5 separate regions of the Homo sapiens genome follow, and regions 2, 3, 4 and 5 are each linked to region 1. The links are chromatin contacts, found by Hi-C or POLR2A ChIA-PET in ENCODE. All regions are on one chromosome and are shown on one strand. The core of a region is the stretch at or near the end of the contact, and the rest is flanking DNA. Distances in the headings are between cores, read along the strand shown. Region 1 holds the start of FAM98C (family with sequence similarity 98 member C). Region 2 overlaps SIPA1L3 (signal induced proliferation associated 1 like 3). Region 3 overlaps SIPA1L3 (signal induced proliferation associated 1 like 3). Region 4 overlaps ACTN4 (actinin alpha 4). Region 5 holds the start of ECH1 (enoyl-CoA hydratase 1).

The links. Hi-C counts contacts between places; a loop is a spot of excess contacts on that map. ChIA-PET counts read pairs that join two places held with the same protein, here RNA polymerase II (POLR2A). Pooled maps may share reads with other maps.
Region 2: a pooled map shows a loop between it and region 1 (2.7-fold over the local background). The contact joins the enhancer-like site here to the promoter of FAM98C in region 1. A Hi-C loop is called at or near these places in 1 of 50 pooled maps. POLR2A ChIA-PET finds 5 or more read pairs at or near these places in 4 of 52 experiments (A549, A673, BJ and 1 more).
Region 3: a map with no recorded cell type shows a loop between it and region 1 (4-fold over the local background). The contact joins the enhancer-like site here to the promoter of FAM98C in region 1. A Hi-C loop is called at or near these places in 1 of 37 single-sample maps with no recorded cell type and 2 of 50 pooled maps. POLR2A ChIA-PET finds 5 or more read pairs at or near these places in 2 of 52 experiments (B cell and CD4-positive, alpha-beta T cell).
Region 4: a loop to region 1 is called in a pooled map, with 3 times the contacts of the local background. The contact joins the enhancer-like site here to the promoter of FAM98C in region 1. A Hi-C loop is called at or near these places in 2 of 50 pooled maps. POLR2A ChIA-PET finds 5 or more read pairs at or near these places in 6 of 52 experiments (CD4-positive, alpha-beta T cell, CD4-positive, alpha-beta memory T cell, CD8-positive, alpha-beta T cell and 3 more).
Region 5: a map of dorsolateral prefrontal cortex shows a loop between it and region 1 (4-fold over the local background). The contact joins the promoter of ECH1 here to the promoter of FAM98C in region 1. A Hi-C loop is called at or near these places in 3 of 168 maps with a recorded cell type or tissue (PC-9, dorsolateral prefrontal cortex and naive thymus-derived CD4-positive, alpha-beta T cell), 6 of 37 single-sample maps with no recorded cell type and 15 of 50 pooled maps. POLR2A ChIA-PET finds 5 or more read pairs at or near these places in 17 of 52 experiments (A549, BJ, CD4-positive, alpha-beta T cell and 13 more).

What each region holds. Positions count from the first base shown.
Region 1 is chr19:38,401,812-38,404,514 of GRCh38, reverse strand. FAM98C (family with sequence similarity 98 member C) reads right to left here and starts at 1,422. Exons shown (of 8, transcript NM_174905.4): 1 at 1,297-1,422; 2 at 1,029-1,177; 3 at 821-955. The coding sequence starts at 1,361. RefSeq lists silencers at 916-1,115, 1,306-1,635.
Region 2 is chr19:38,002,110-38,004,809 of GRCh38, reverse strand. The region is part of intron 1 of SIPA1L3 (signal induced proliferation associated 1 like 3); the gene reads right to left. Among named protein-coding and RNA genes, the nearest start is that of SIPA1L3, 96 kb to the right of the region's middle. RefSeq lists enhancers at 272-391, 798-1,329. Within about 2 kb of position 1,354, at least 36 of the 41 ENCODE cell types and tissues checked have a DNase peak (open chromatin) inside an H3K27ac peak, as active enhancers do; they include A673, where a contact is called at or near this core.
Region 3 is chr19:38,047,415-38,050,114 of GRCh38, reverse strand. All of the region lies in intron 2 of SIPA1L3 (signal induced proliferation associated 1 like 3), which reads right to left. Among named protein-coding and RNA genes, the nearest start is that of SNORD152, 110 kb to the left of the region's middle. RefSeq lists enhancers at 495-1,024, 1,678-2,426. Within about 2 kb of position 1,439, at least 13 of the 41 ENCODE cell types and tissues checked have a DNase peak (open chromatin) inside an H3K27ac peak, as active enhancers do; they include B cell and CD4-positive, alpha-beta T cell, where a contact is called at or near this core.
Region 4 is chr19:38,665,791-38,668,490 of GRCh38, reverse strand. The region is part of intron 1 of ACTN4 (actinin alpha 4); the gene reads right to left. Among named protein-coding and RNA genes, the nearest start is that of ACTN4, 19 kb to the right of the region's middle. RefSeq lists enhancers at 415-494, 1,333-2,022, 2,088-2,382, 2,023-2,700 and silencers at 1,468-1,762, 2,088-2,382. Within about 2 kb of position 1,275, at least 35 of the 41 ENCODE cell types and tissues checked have a DNase peak (open chromatin) inside an H3K27ac peak, as active enhancers do; they include CD4-positive, alpha-beta T cell and CD8-positive, alpha-beta T cell, where a contact is called at or near this core.
Region 5 is chr19:38,830,390-38,833,089 of GRCh38, reverse strand. It overlaps ECH1 (enoyl-CoA hydratase 1), which reads left to right and starts at 1,296. Exons shown (of 10, transcript NM_001398.3): 1 at 1,296-1,369; 2 at 1,574-1,781; 3 at 1,924-2,012. The coding sequence starts at 1,318. The region is part of intron 1 of LOC124904712 (a long non-coding RNA gene); the gene reads right to left. RefSeq lists an enhancer at 1,248-1,397.

The sequences.
Region 1 (2,703 bases), core at 173-2,672:
CACCTTTGCCCAGGCACAGTGGCTCATGCCTGTAGCCTGTAATCCCAACACCTTGGGAGGCTGAGGTGGGAGGATCGCTTGAAGCCAGGAGTTGAAGACCAGACAGGGCAACATAGGGAGACCCCACCTCCACTTAAAAACAAAACAAAACAAAATCCTCCACCTTCTAGTCCCCCCCACCTAAAGCCTTCCAGAGTAAGCCCCACCTTGAGACCCTGTCCCCTCCTACGAATTCCACTCCTGCCCACTTTGAAACCTCAAGCCTTCCTCCTAATCCAACCCACTTGAGCTCCTAGGCCCTCCAATTAAAATTCTAACCCCGGGCCGGGCGTGGTGGGCTCACGCCTGTAATCCCAACACTTTGGGAGGCCGAGGTGGACAGATCACCTGGGGTCAGGAGTTCGAGACCTGCCTGGCTAACATGGTGAAACCCCGTTTCTACTAAAAATAGCCGAGTGTGGTGTCGCGCGCCTGTAATCCCAGCTACTCGGGAGGCTGAGGCAAGAGAATCACTTGAACCTGGGAGGTGGAGGTTGCAGTGAGCCGAGATCACGCCACTGCACTCCAGCTTGGGTAACAAGAGTGAAACTCCATCTCAAAAATAATAATAATAAAATAAATAAAAAATAAAACGAAATTCTACCCCCGCCCATTTTAGAGCGCTCTGCTTGCCCCAACATGCTCACCCCACCCACCTCGTACCCTCTGGGCCGCCCCAAAGTTCTGACCACACCCCTTGGGAACCTCGATTTCCCCTAAAAAGTCAGAGCCCGCCGCTCCGGAGGCCATGGCCTTGCCACTTCTGCATCCCGGGACTCACGCAGCAGGCGCAGTCCGGCACCGGGTTCCCGAAGCGCAGCCGCGCCATCCCCGCCGCAGAGCGCGCGATCCGGGCAGTGCAGCTCCCGCAGCAGGCTGCCGAGCTGCCGCAGAAAGTCCTCCTCCGCGCCAGGGCCTGCGAGGACAGGGGTGTCAGGGCTCGGTGGCCCCGTGGCGGCCCCCCTGCCACCCTCCCGCTCCGTGTTTACCGTCGCCGGCGCTCAGCACCTCCGCGCCCGCCTCTCGCTGCTGCTCGAGGGCGCCCAGCGTCGCCAGCTCCGCCGCCAGCCGCACGCACAGCCCCCTGAAGTCTGGGCATGAGGCGCCCCGCGACGCCGCCCCCGGGACACCTCCATACCTGTGGGGACCGAGGCAGCGGGAGGGGGCGGGGATGTCACTGGGAATCCCTTTTCGTCCGCGTCCAGGGGGCAGACCTGGCCTTCCTGCACCCACCAGCCTCACCGCACACCCTTTTACCCCAGAGCCAGCAGGTCCTGGGCCACCGCGGCCCCCTCCCACGCTTCCGCCTTCACCGCCTCCATGAAAGTGTGGTCTCGGCGCGCCCCCTGGCGGCCGGTGGCAGGCTCCGCCCCAAAAGCGCCGCGCGCACGAGCTCCCCGCAGCGTCCGGCGGCACTGACCAATCGGCATCTTCCCGCGCAGGGGCTTGGGTGCTCCCATTGGCGCAGGAGGACGCCGAACCCGCCCCGGGGCCCGCCCGCCCCGCCCCTCGGCTAACCTGTCGGGGTTGTAGGAACGCCCCCTGGAGCTGTAAATTGCAGTGCGTTCGGGATCTCCGCTGTCAAGACAAGCTGGCGGCGGGTGTCACTGTTGCGGCGACATAAAAACAACTTCGGTGCCATTTTCCTTTTCCTCCCTCAGTTGTCTTCTGCTGGTGTTTTGTTGGTTTGTTTTTGAGGCAGATTTCGCTCTATCGTTCAGGCTGGACTGCAGTGGCGCCATCGCGGCTCACTGCAGTCTCGACCTTCTGGGCTCAAGAGATCCTCCCGCCTCAGCCTCCCAGCTAAATTTTTAAAAATCAGTCAGCCTTGGTGGCTTACACCTAGTAGCTGGGACCACAGGCGCAGACCACCGCGCCTGGCTGATTTGTTTTTAATTTTTTTGTAGAGACAAGGTTTCCTCATGTTGCCCAGCCTGGTTTCCAACTGCTGGGTTCAAGCGATCCGCCTGCCTCGGCCTCCCAAAGTGCTGGAATTACAGGCGTGAGCCACTGCAACCGGCCAATTTTTTTTTTTTTTTAAAGTTTTGTAGAGGCCGGGCACGGTGGCTCACGCATGTAATCCCAGCACTTTGGGAGGCTGAGGTGGGTGGATCACTTGAGGTCAGGAGTTCGAGACCAGCCTGGGCACATGGTGAAACCTCATCTCTAATAAAAATACAAAAATTAGCCGGGCGTGGTGGCACACGCCTGTAGTCACCACTATTTGGGAGGCTGAGGCAGGAGAATTGCTTGAGCCCGGGAGACACAGACTGCAGTGAGCCAAGATCGCGCCACTGCACTCCAGCCTGGGGACAGAGCAAGACTCCGTGTCAAAAAAGAAATAAAGTTTTGTAGAGAGGGGTCTAGCTATGTCGCCCAGGTTTGCCTCTAACTCCAGTGTTCAAGCAATCCTTCCCTCTCAGCCTTCCAAAGCTTGGGATTACAGGCTTGAGCCAGTGTTCCTGGCCCTGTCCTCTGCTCTTAAAGCAGCCCAGACGGAGTGGTGTTCACCCAACTCTGCCTAAAATCCAAAACTTCCTCCCTCCTTTCCACCTCAGGGTTTGAATTACATAAGGGACCCAGGAATCCCAGCACACCCCTCACACACCAGGCCCTCCTCATCGATCACGATGTGCCTGTTAGGCCTTCACTCCTCTCCCTCTT
Region 2 (2,700 bases), core at 105-2,604, 400 kb after region 1:
ATACAGTGGCATGTGTGTCCTGGTTCCAATCCCAGCACCCAGCCCGCCCTTCCTCTATGGCAGGTTTTGCAACCAGCCTGCTAGTGTGAGCTCACCCCTCTTATTAGTGATTGGTTCGGGGAAGATCACATGACCAGTGCTAGTCCAATCAGACAGGAGCTCTGAGGTTTTGCATGATAGTTCGGGACAGATACCTTCTTTTTCTTTCAGGACAGGGATAAGGACACAAGCCTGAGCGGGTCCTGGCAGCTGGTGTGCAACTTTCAGGGGAGCCACGTTTGAGGATGACACTGACATCAGAGGGAACAATAAAGAGACAGAAGGAAAATGGGTCACTGGCAATAGCCCCAGGCTCCTGGACCAGCCAGCCCAGACATCTGCCCCACCTCTGGGCTTTCCAGTTGAATGAGCCAATCCTTTCCCCTAAAATTTATGTCTATTTGAGTTGGTGTTTTTGTTACTTGCAACCAAGTAACTGACTGGTCCTGAGGCTTTCTTCAGGTCTCTGGGCCGCCCCAGGAGCCTCTGGTTAAATGCCCACTTTTTGCCTAAATTGCTGCAGTACAGGAATTTGGCCAATGACTCAACTTGCCGAACTTGCCCACCGCCTCCCCAGCTCTAGAATGGGGATAATTATATACACTTGATTGAGCTGTTAAATGGATTAAAAGTGATTTAAAGACTGTCTAGCACACTGTAAATTCTCAACACGTTAGCAATTACTATTCGAAAGCACTGAAGGGTAGCTGAAAAGTCCCAATCCCAGTGAGCAATCAGCCACATCCCTCCCCTGTCTTGTTTGTAGTTCCTTTGTTCAGGTCAACAAGTCCCCTCCTCACAAACAGTCCCAGAGAACAGCTAACCCAGTTTCTGTCAGAAGGGTGGCAAATCTGGCCTGGGGGTGGGGGTGGGGGATGGATCTGAAATGAAAGAGATTTGACTCAACTTCCCGGTTGCTGGGTGGCGGAGGAAGCCCTCATGAGCTCATTTCTCTACCAAATACAAGCTGGGGTCTAAAGTTTCAAAACACAGGCTGGGGCACGCTGGCACAGTCCCGAGAGAGGACAAAGGAAAGAGGCGGGATGGAAGAGAAACCGCCACATGGCAGGTTCCACAACGAGCTCTCTCGGGAGGAGGCTCCTGGGCTGGATTCCAGCCACATCCGTTCTCTGGGCAGCTACGAGGCAGCAGGAAAAAGGGACCCTGCCACGTCTGTATTTACAGCTGGGAACTGGCGGTGGCACGGGAAACTCGGAAATAAACTCAAGTCAGGAAGTGAGAGGTGCAAGCTGCTTCCATAGCAACGCCCATCTGGGGATCCCTGCCCACAGCCGGAATCATTCAGAAGTGGGGCTTATCTAGAGACATACACCAAATTCACGTTTTCCATTTGCACCCAGAAAATGACACTTAAACTATACTTCCTTGGGGAGCCTCTGTGAATCTCCCTGTACTACAGCTTGAAAAATCCCATTCTTCTTCAGAGCACGCAGAACACAGTACTTATCCATATGGCTCTGCGGTTCTTGTGTTTTCTCCCTGGCTGTGGGCTCCACCAGGGAGGAGCTGTGCCTGCCTTGCTCATTGGTGCCTGGCCCAGAGTAGGGTCTTCAGTTGATGTTTACTGAATAAACTCTCCTGTTTTCAGTCTTATTTTTATTTTATCTTTTGAGATGGAATCTCACTCTGTTGCCCAGGCTGGAGTGTGTGAACTCGGCTCACTGCAACCTCCACCTCCTGGGTTCAAGCCATTCTCATGCCTCAGCTTCCCGAGTAGCTGAGACTACAGCAGCATGCCACCACGCCTGGCTAATTTTTTTGTATTTTTAGTAGAGATCGGGTTTCACCACATTGGCCAGGCTGGTCTCGAACTCCTGGCTTCAAGTGATCCACCTGTCTTGGCTCCCAAAGTGCTGGGATTACAGGCATGAGCCACTGTGCCCTGCCAGCACACCAGTGTTAACAGCAGCATTATTCACTATAGCCAAAAGGTAGAAGCATCCCAAGTGTCCATCAACAGATAAATAGATAAGCAAAATGTGAGATATATATATATACATATAAATTTTTTTTTTTTTTTTTTTTTTTTTTTGAGATGGAGTCTCGCTCTGTCACCAGGCTGGAGTGCAGTGGCGTGATCTCAGCTCACTGCAACCTCCGCCTCCCAGGTTCAAGCGATTCTCCTGCCTCCTGGGATTACAGGCGCACGCCACCACTCCCAGCTAATTTTTGTATTTTTAGTACCGACAGGGTTTCACCATGTTGGCCAGGATGGTCTCAATCTGTTGACCTTGTGATCCGCCCGCCTCAGACTCCCAAAGTGCTGGGATTACAGGTGTGAGCCACCGCACCTGGCCACAAAATGTGATATATACATATCATTATTATTTAGCCTTAAATATGAATTGGAATATTATTTAGCCTCATAAAGGAAGGAAATTCTGATATATACAACATGAATGAACCTTAAAGACATGATACTAAATAAAATATGCCAGCCACAAAAGGACAAATACCGGATGATTCCACTCATAGGAGACACTTACATTCGTCAATCTCATAGAGACAGAAAATAGAAAGGTGGCTTCCAGGGACTGGGGTCTTGGGGATGGAGAATATTGTTTTTCAGAGACAGAGTTTCAGTTTACAAGATGAAAAATGTTCTGTGGATGGATGATGATGGATGCACAACCATGTGCA
Region 3 (2,700 bases), core at 190-2,689, 350 kb after region 1:
TATAGATACTACTATTATTTCCATTTTATATTTATGGCAGCTCTGAGGCTCAGAGAGGTGAACTAACTTGCTGGGTTACATGGCAGGGTCAGGATTCAAACGCAGGTCACCGGCTCCAGAATTTGCCTTCCAATGCCTGTGCTGACTGGGCCTCTCTTGGAAAGGGGAGCCTGAATTAGGTTAACAGGGGCATGAAGAGGCACTCAGCCAGACTCACCATCAGAGCATTAAAACCCCGGAGACCCCACTTGACACCCTTCGGATTGGTGAAACTGGGAAGCAGGACAACAGCAAAGTGGCGAGAGGTATGGGGAAGCGGGACCCTCCTGTGCTCTCGGGGGAACGCGGGTCAGAGCAGCCTCATAGAGAGCTCAGGAGTTCAAGATCAGCCTGGCCAATGGAGCAAAACCCCAGTTCTACCAAAAGTACAAAAATTAGCTGGGTGTTGTGGCAGGTGCCTTAATCCCACCCCTGGGGAGAGAGAATGCCTATCTCCGGCTGCAACTGACTCCTGGGGGTAAGCCCCATGGGTTCCTAAGGCAAAGGTAGGCGGATGCTCACTTGAAGCATGGTTTGAAGTGGGGTGGAGCTAGGGGCAACCTGGATGCCCAACACCAGGGGACCAGACACGTGAGCCGTGGCAGATGTACAGCATGTACAACTGTTCAGCTGCCAGACGCCATACACTGGACACACATCCAGCAACGTGGCTAGATGGCGAACACATGCTATTTGGTGAAAACCAGAAGAAACCGAAAGAATGAGATACAGAGCTCCAAACCCCGGAAGCTGACTCTTTACTCAAACCTCAATATATATTTTGCAAGGATGTGTGCACAGCTACAGACACACCGGAAATATTTCAGACTGGGGGAAGGAATGAAAGGACCTATAGAGGATGAAGATGGAAAGAGAAACAAAAACCTTCCCAGTGACAAGGGAGGAGACACCCATTTTTTTTCCCCACCATCAGACAAGTAGTCTTTGGCAGCCAGACTCCACTTGCCCCCTGTCCACCCCCCGCTTTTTTTTTGAGATGGGGTCTCGCCCTGTCGCCCAGGCTGGAGTGCAGTGGCGCAATCTCAGCTCACTGCAACCTCCACCTCCTGGGTTCAAGCGATTCTCCTGCCTCAGCCTCACGATAGCTGGGACTACAGGTGTGCACTACCACACCCAGCTAATTTTTGTATTTTTAGTAGACACGGGGTTTCACCGTGTTAGCCAGGATGGTCTCTTGACCTCATGATCTGCCCGCCTCAGCCTCCCAAAGTGCTGGGATTACAGGTGTGAGCCACCGCGCCCAGCCTGCCCCCTTTTTTGGGTGTTAACTGAGGGTGGATGATGCAGGAGGCAGAAATTGGACGCAAGTCACTAAACTTCTTCAAAAGAAAACCACACTTCTTTGTTCTCAAATGCCACAAAATCTGTTGGGCCTGACACGATTTGCTAACTTAGGGAGGGGACTTGGTCAGGGACTGAGCTTGGCAGGCATTAATGGTTGTCTACTCAGTTTCCACTTCTGCTTTTTTCAGCTACTAGACAACAGAACCCAGTTGGTCAAGAGTGATCAGGATGTGGCATTCCTCTAGTAACTTGACCGGCCTGGTTGAGGGGCACGTGACCTCAGCTGGACCAGCTGTAGACTGAGGGGAACCACTTATAACCATCAGTGGGGTGTGTTCTCTCTCTCCTGATGCCTGTGGACAAGGGCAAGTGGCCCTGATTATCACTGGAAGCCATTCTGGAACCAAGAGGCATACAGAGGCCTTTGGAGGCTGAGAACCTGAGTCCCTGACAGACATGCTTGAGCTGCTGATCCTATCCACCTGGTGCCCATCCACCCCTGGGCTTCTAGAACACATCACATGTCTTAACCATTGGCCAGATGGTGCCAGGGTTGTTACTTGCAACTAAAAAGCATCCTGACTGAGAACCACAAAGCAGCCTGCTATCTTTTAATTGTTAAACAAGAGAAAATCTCTGTAGGAGGGAAATGGGGCATTAGAGGCATGAACAGGAAGGGCCAATTCATCCTAGTGTATGGGAAATGTTCACCCAGGCTGCATGTCCCCTGCCCACCCAGAGGCACACGCACGATTCTCTGTGCACGAGAGCTCAGGAAACCCTCTGCAGTGGGTCACTGTTTCCCTCACATCCTTTACCACAGTGGAGTTACCGCCGGTTTCCCATGTTGTATTTCTCCTGATGACGGCAGGGGGTTAATCCCCAGCTGACTGGAGCTGAGGATGAGAGACAGGACCAGAAAGCCCAGCCTGGCACTCCTGCAGCTGCTCTGTTCCTGAATCAAAGGTCGGACTTCAGGATCTGGACTGCCGCTGGGGTCTCTAAAATGACACGTGGTCCGAGGCCCTCCATGAGGAGACCTGGCTGGCTGCGGTGTCACATCCCTCCGTCAGCATCAAGGGAAAGATACCAGTGTGGCAGGGGCGGGCAAAGGAGCGTGCGCTCTGGGGTCAGCCCGGCCCGGGTTCAATCATCGCTCTACCCACAGATCGCCTGTGACTGCCTCTACTATAAAGTGAGTGGCAGGAGGGATCGAGGTCGAAGGAGGAAAAAATAACACAAACCTACCCAGTGAGACATTGTGTCACTGGCCATGTCGGTTCATTCATTCAACAAATATTTACTGAGCAGCTCTTTCGGGCCAGGTCCTGTTCTAGATGCTGGGGATATGGCAAT
Region 4 (2,700 bases), core at 26-2,525, 260 kb before region 1:
TGGTCTCAAACTCCCGACCTCGTGATCTGTGCGCCTTGGCCTCCCAAAGTGCTGGGATTACAGGAGTGAGCCACTGCGCCTGGCCCTTCATCGTCCATCTTTTCTTTAAGGACAGGGTTGGGTTGGTTTTCTTTCTTGTTGTATCTCCAAGCCTAATATGGTATCTGGGTAAATGTCAGGTGGATTGAAGAGAAAGAATATTAACAAATCACAGGATCTAGGATCACAGGAAACTTACATGGCTCTCCTGTTTAATCTTCAAACTTCCTTCTAAAGCTGTTAGGATGTTAGGAGGGGCACAGGAAGGGGGGCACTCTAACTGTATCCTGATCCTGCATTAGCATTTCAGAGGCCGTTGGTTCCATCAAGAAACTGGACTGTGCAAAGCATGAAATGAGACACCACATTACAACCTCATCTGAGTAATCACCCAGGGTTTATTTGTAATTCTAAGGAACAGGCACCTCCAGAGACATAACTCCTTCCTTAACCAGGCCTGGCTCTTCTGACTGCCTTCCGCCGTATAAATAGGAAGCCAGCTTGCATATTTTGCATTAATGCCTTCACGCAGGGCTGCTTTGAGTTTATTTTTGTTGCTTTCATTTTAAGACTGTGTTTATACCTCTTAGACTTCCAGCCAGAGGAAAAATGACAAGATACAAACCTTGTCCTTTTTTCAGGGACGCTCCAGACGGTTCCTGGAGGCACATGGGAAGATTAGCGACTCAGAGATGCCAAGTCACTGGCATTGGGTAGTTCTCCAAAATGGTTTTTTTTTTTTTTTGGTGGAAGAAACAGATACATCAGACTAGTCCAGCGTCTCAGTTTCCACACTTCATAACAATGGGGCACCGTGCACCTAGTGTCTAACTTACCACGCTGCCTTTGGGCCACAAATTCCATACTGTAACAGCCAATTACCCAAAACACTAAATAGGGAATGGCTCAAAAAAGGCTGTCTCTGAAAAAGCAGCAGCATTTTGATGAGCAAAAATAGTAAGAGAGGATTTTTTAAACTTAGAAAAACGAGGAAAGTTGAACCCAGCTAAGAATATTTCTGAGACACCCCCCACCCCTTGTGATTTTTCTCCCGCTAGGATTTTCCCTTGACTCGCCTCTTTAGAGACTGCTAAACACACACACACATACACACACTCATTTTTTAATCCCACCAACTCTCCTCGCCCCAAGGCCAGAGGCTTGGCGGTGACAGCTTCGAACAATGACATCACCCTAGGTTTGCCTCCTTGGCAGGGTCACCAATACTGTTTGCAGTCAATTTCCTGTAAAGGCTCTTTAAGGCAGGAAACTAGTCCTGTGCCTTGAGTCCTCCCCCTGTTCTGAGCCATCGTGTCAGGTCAAAACAAAGACTTTTTGTGTTGTTGTTTTTTTCCCCTTTTAGGAAAACAAGACTTCCCTGCACTTTTAATGAGCACCTTAATTACAAGCTAAAGAATTAGATATATTTACGGATGACCTCATGCTCGCTGATAATTAGCAATTTGAAAGACCTGGCACATCCCTAGACTCAGTTCTTTCTCCTTCACCCCCTCCCCCAAGCATTCAGGTTAATTACTAAGCTTGACCTTCCAAAACAAAGTGGGTTGGGCCCAGTCAGTCCCTACCTCCCCCAGAGCTCCCCAGCACCGAGGGGCTTGTTCCTCCCTCCCACTAAGTCAAGAATGGAAACTGCCTTAGAGAGGGTTGATTAGCCTGGGATAATGATCTAGGAGGGGTGACAGATTTCTGGGGGCCCCACTCTAAGTGTTGACAAGTTTTAATTAATGCCCAGGCTAATTGAACCCTGGCACAGTCAAGGGGAAGAAAACTGCTCATCTCAGAGGCAAGAAGTGTTTGGATATGCACAGTCCCAGCCGTGATGGCGGGGAGGTGTCTCCGAGCGGGCTCCCACTGCGGACCTGTGTGTACTTCGTGTTCTCCTGGCACGTGGATCCCACAACTGGAGATGCAGCTGACTCAGGCAGTTACTTTCCATACATTTTCTTGTGCTAGAAGGGTGTCAACAGCCTGATCAGGAAAGCGCAAACCGGGTGGCCTTCCCTTAGGGTCCTGCCTCAGGCCAACAATGGGCAGCTCCTGAACAAGGCTGCACCGCCCCACCCCCAGCCCCCATCGGTTGTCACTCCGTTGTAACATTTTCCAAATTTGCTTCAGGCCTGCACCCTGTTAGGGGAGAGGCTGGGAGGCGGACATTCTCCTCATTCTTTTGCCTTATTAGGTTGTGGATTTGATTGCTTTTGGGGGGGACAGGGGCGAAGTTGAAGAATGGCATCAGGAAGTGACCCCAGGAAAGGGGGGGGCGCGGGAGGAAGGAGGAAAAGGGAATGGAGCAGCAGGCGTGAGAAGCACTGTTGGGAAGAGGCCTGGAAGGGGCAGGGCTCCTCCAAGCCCTCTAGAAAGTCCCACGTTCCAGGTCGGCAGCTGGGCACAGGCTCCTGTGCACCTCTTGGCCCCATCTGACAGCATTTCTGGGCAGTTATTTTTAGGGTTATCAGTGGGAAGCCCTTCCTGCTTCTACATCACACACCAACTGAAGAGAGGGCAGCCTGACTCCAGGCTGTGGGATGTTTCTAACTTGAGTTGGACTTTGCTTTGCGGGGAAGGGGACCCAGGGAAAGAAGGGAACCCGGGGAAAGAGCCCCCCGGCTGATAGCAAACTTAGTAACAAGTTAAATTACT
Region 5 (2,700 bases), core at 47-2,546, 430 kb before region 1:
TTCACGCCATTCTCCAGCCTCAGCCTCCCCAGTAGCTGGGGCTACAGACGCCCGCCACCATGCCCGCTAAGTTTTTGTATTTTTTTAGTAGGGACGGGGTTTCACTGTGTTAGCTAGGTCAGGAGGTCGATCTCCTGACCTCGTGATCTGCCCGCCACGGCCTCCCAAAGTGCTGGGATTACAGGCGTGAGCCACCGCGCCCGGCCAGCAGTTTTACAGTACTTTTTATGCCTTTTGGTAGCTGGCTTTTCCCAAGGGAATTTCGGTTTTTTTGTTTTGTTTGTTTTTTTTAAGAACATGAACTTTTTTTTCTTCTTTTTTTTTTTTTTGAGATCTTGCTCTGTCGCCCAGGCTGGGGTACAGTGGTGCCATCTCTGCTCATTGCAACCTCCGCCTCCTGGGCTCAAGCCATTCTCTTCCCGCTAGGATTACAGGTGCCGGACACCGCACCCGGCTAATTTTTGTATTTTTAGTAGAGACGGGGTTTCGCCATGTTGACCAGGCTGCTGTTGAACTCCTGACCTCAGGTGATCCGCCTGCCTCGGCCTCCCAAAGTGCTTGTATTACAGGCGTGAGCCACTGCGCCAGGCTAAGAACATGAACTCTGGTGCCAGGTAATCCTGCTTTAGCCCTTCTGAAGCCCACCGACCTTGAACCTAGTGTCTTCCCGTGCCTGGGCCAGTTTCCTCTGCATATAGTAGGAAATAGTACGACCTCCTGGTGGGAGTTCATATTATACAGTCAGCGCTTAATGTTGGCCCGTCTGTACTCATTCCTTTACCTGAGTAAACTCACAGTACTGCAAGTTTTCTTTTATTTTTAGTTAACATGATATATACATGCATGATTACAAGCTCTGCTGCAATTATGTCCTTGGACATTTCAGCTGTCGCCTATTATTCCACCATTATGAAACAGCTGTGTGATGAACTTTAGCGGGAGCTGTTTGCTTTTCTGTTTTTTTTTTTGTTTGTTTGTTTTGTTTTTTTTAAGACGGAGTGTCGCTCGGTCGCCAGGCTGGAGAGCAATGGCGCGATCTCGGCTCACTGCAAACTCCGCCTCCCAGGTTCACGCCATTGCAGGAGCTATTTTCTTTGGCCAGGTTCCCACTGGGGCAAAGGGTCCATTTCTGAGCCTGGCTCTATGTAAGGCAACCGGAAATCGACTGCCCTTAGTAAAGATGGCGGAAAGAACGGCGTCATTGCCTGTCAGGTTGCGGCATCGGTGCCCTCGCTCAACATGGCGGCCTTCTGTGCCCGCCCCCTCCGCTAACGGGCACGTTACTCCGTCCGAACGCAGTAGACGAAGGCGGCGGCGATGGCGGCGGGGATAGTGGCTTCTCGCAGACTCCGCGACCTACTGACCCGGCGTGAGTCACCTCTTGCCTTATGGGGGTGCGTCGCGCTGTCGTGCTGTTATAGCAGATGTAGGACGGGGAGGGCTATCCGGGGTCACGAAGGGCCCGAGTCCCCTAAATTCAGGGGTGCGTGTGCTCCCTTTTGAAGGACTCCCTAATTCGATAGGCCTGTGTCTTGCAGTCTGGGGTCATCAAAGGCTGTTCCTTTCTCCCCAGGACTGACAGGCTCCAACTACCCGGGACTCAGTATTAGCCTTCGCCTCACTGGCTCCTCTGCACAAGAGGAGGCTTCCGGAGTAGCCCTCGGTGAAGCCCCAGACCACAGCTATGAGTCCCTTCGTGTGACGTCTGCGCAGAAACATGTTCTGCATGTCCAGCTCAACCGGCCCAACAAGAGGAATGCCATGAACAAGGTCTTCTGGAGGTCTGACCTGCAGATCCTGGAGGCCTGCCTGCGGGGGGAGGCGGGGCTGCGGGACTGGGTGAAAGTGGAACGTTGTGGGAAGATGGACATGAGGGCAGGGTATTCCCGCCCCATTTGTAACCCTTCACTCGTTGCTTCACAGAGAGATGGTAGAGTGCTTCAACAAGATTTCGAGAGACGCTGACTGTCGGGCGGTGGTGATCTCTGGTGCAGGAAAAATGTTCACTGCAGGTACCAGACGCTCTTCACACACCCTGCCAGCCTTCCTAGCTCCTGGCAATAGACAGTGGAGCAGTGCTTCTGAATTAGGGTTTTAAGCAGCTTCTGACTTACACACTTTTTTTTTTTTTTTTTGAGACGGGGTCTTGCTCTGTTGCCACGCTGGAGTGCAGTAGCGCAATCTCAGCTCACTGCAACCTCCACCTCCCGGGTTCAAGCAATTCTTCTGTCTGGGACTACAGGCGTGGGCCACCACACCCAGCTAATTTTTGTATTTTTAGTAGAGACGGGGTTTCACCATATTGGCCAGGATGGTCTCCATCTCCTGACGTTATGATCTGCCTGCCTCAGCCTCCCAAAGTGCTGGGATTATAGGCCTGAACCATTGCTCCTGGCCCCTAACTCACACTTTTATCTGTGTGTTTTTTTTTTTTTTTTTGGAGACAATATCTTTCTCTGTCACCCAGGCTGGAGTACAGTTGCCTAATCATAAATCACTGTAACCTCAAATACCTGAGGTCAAGCGATTCTCCCACCTCAGCCTGCCAAAATGCTGGGATTACAGGCAGGTGCCACCATGGCCAGCCCTATCATTTTTTTAAAAAAAGGCCTACTTTAAAACATTCAAATATAAGTATTAGTCTGACAGAACACGATGGGATCATAGGCTCTGAAGTCTAGGTTTCCATCCTGGATCTGT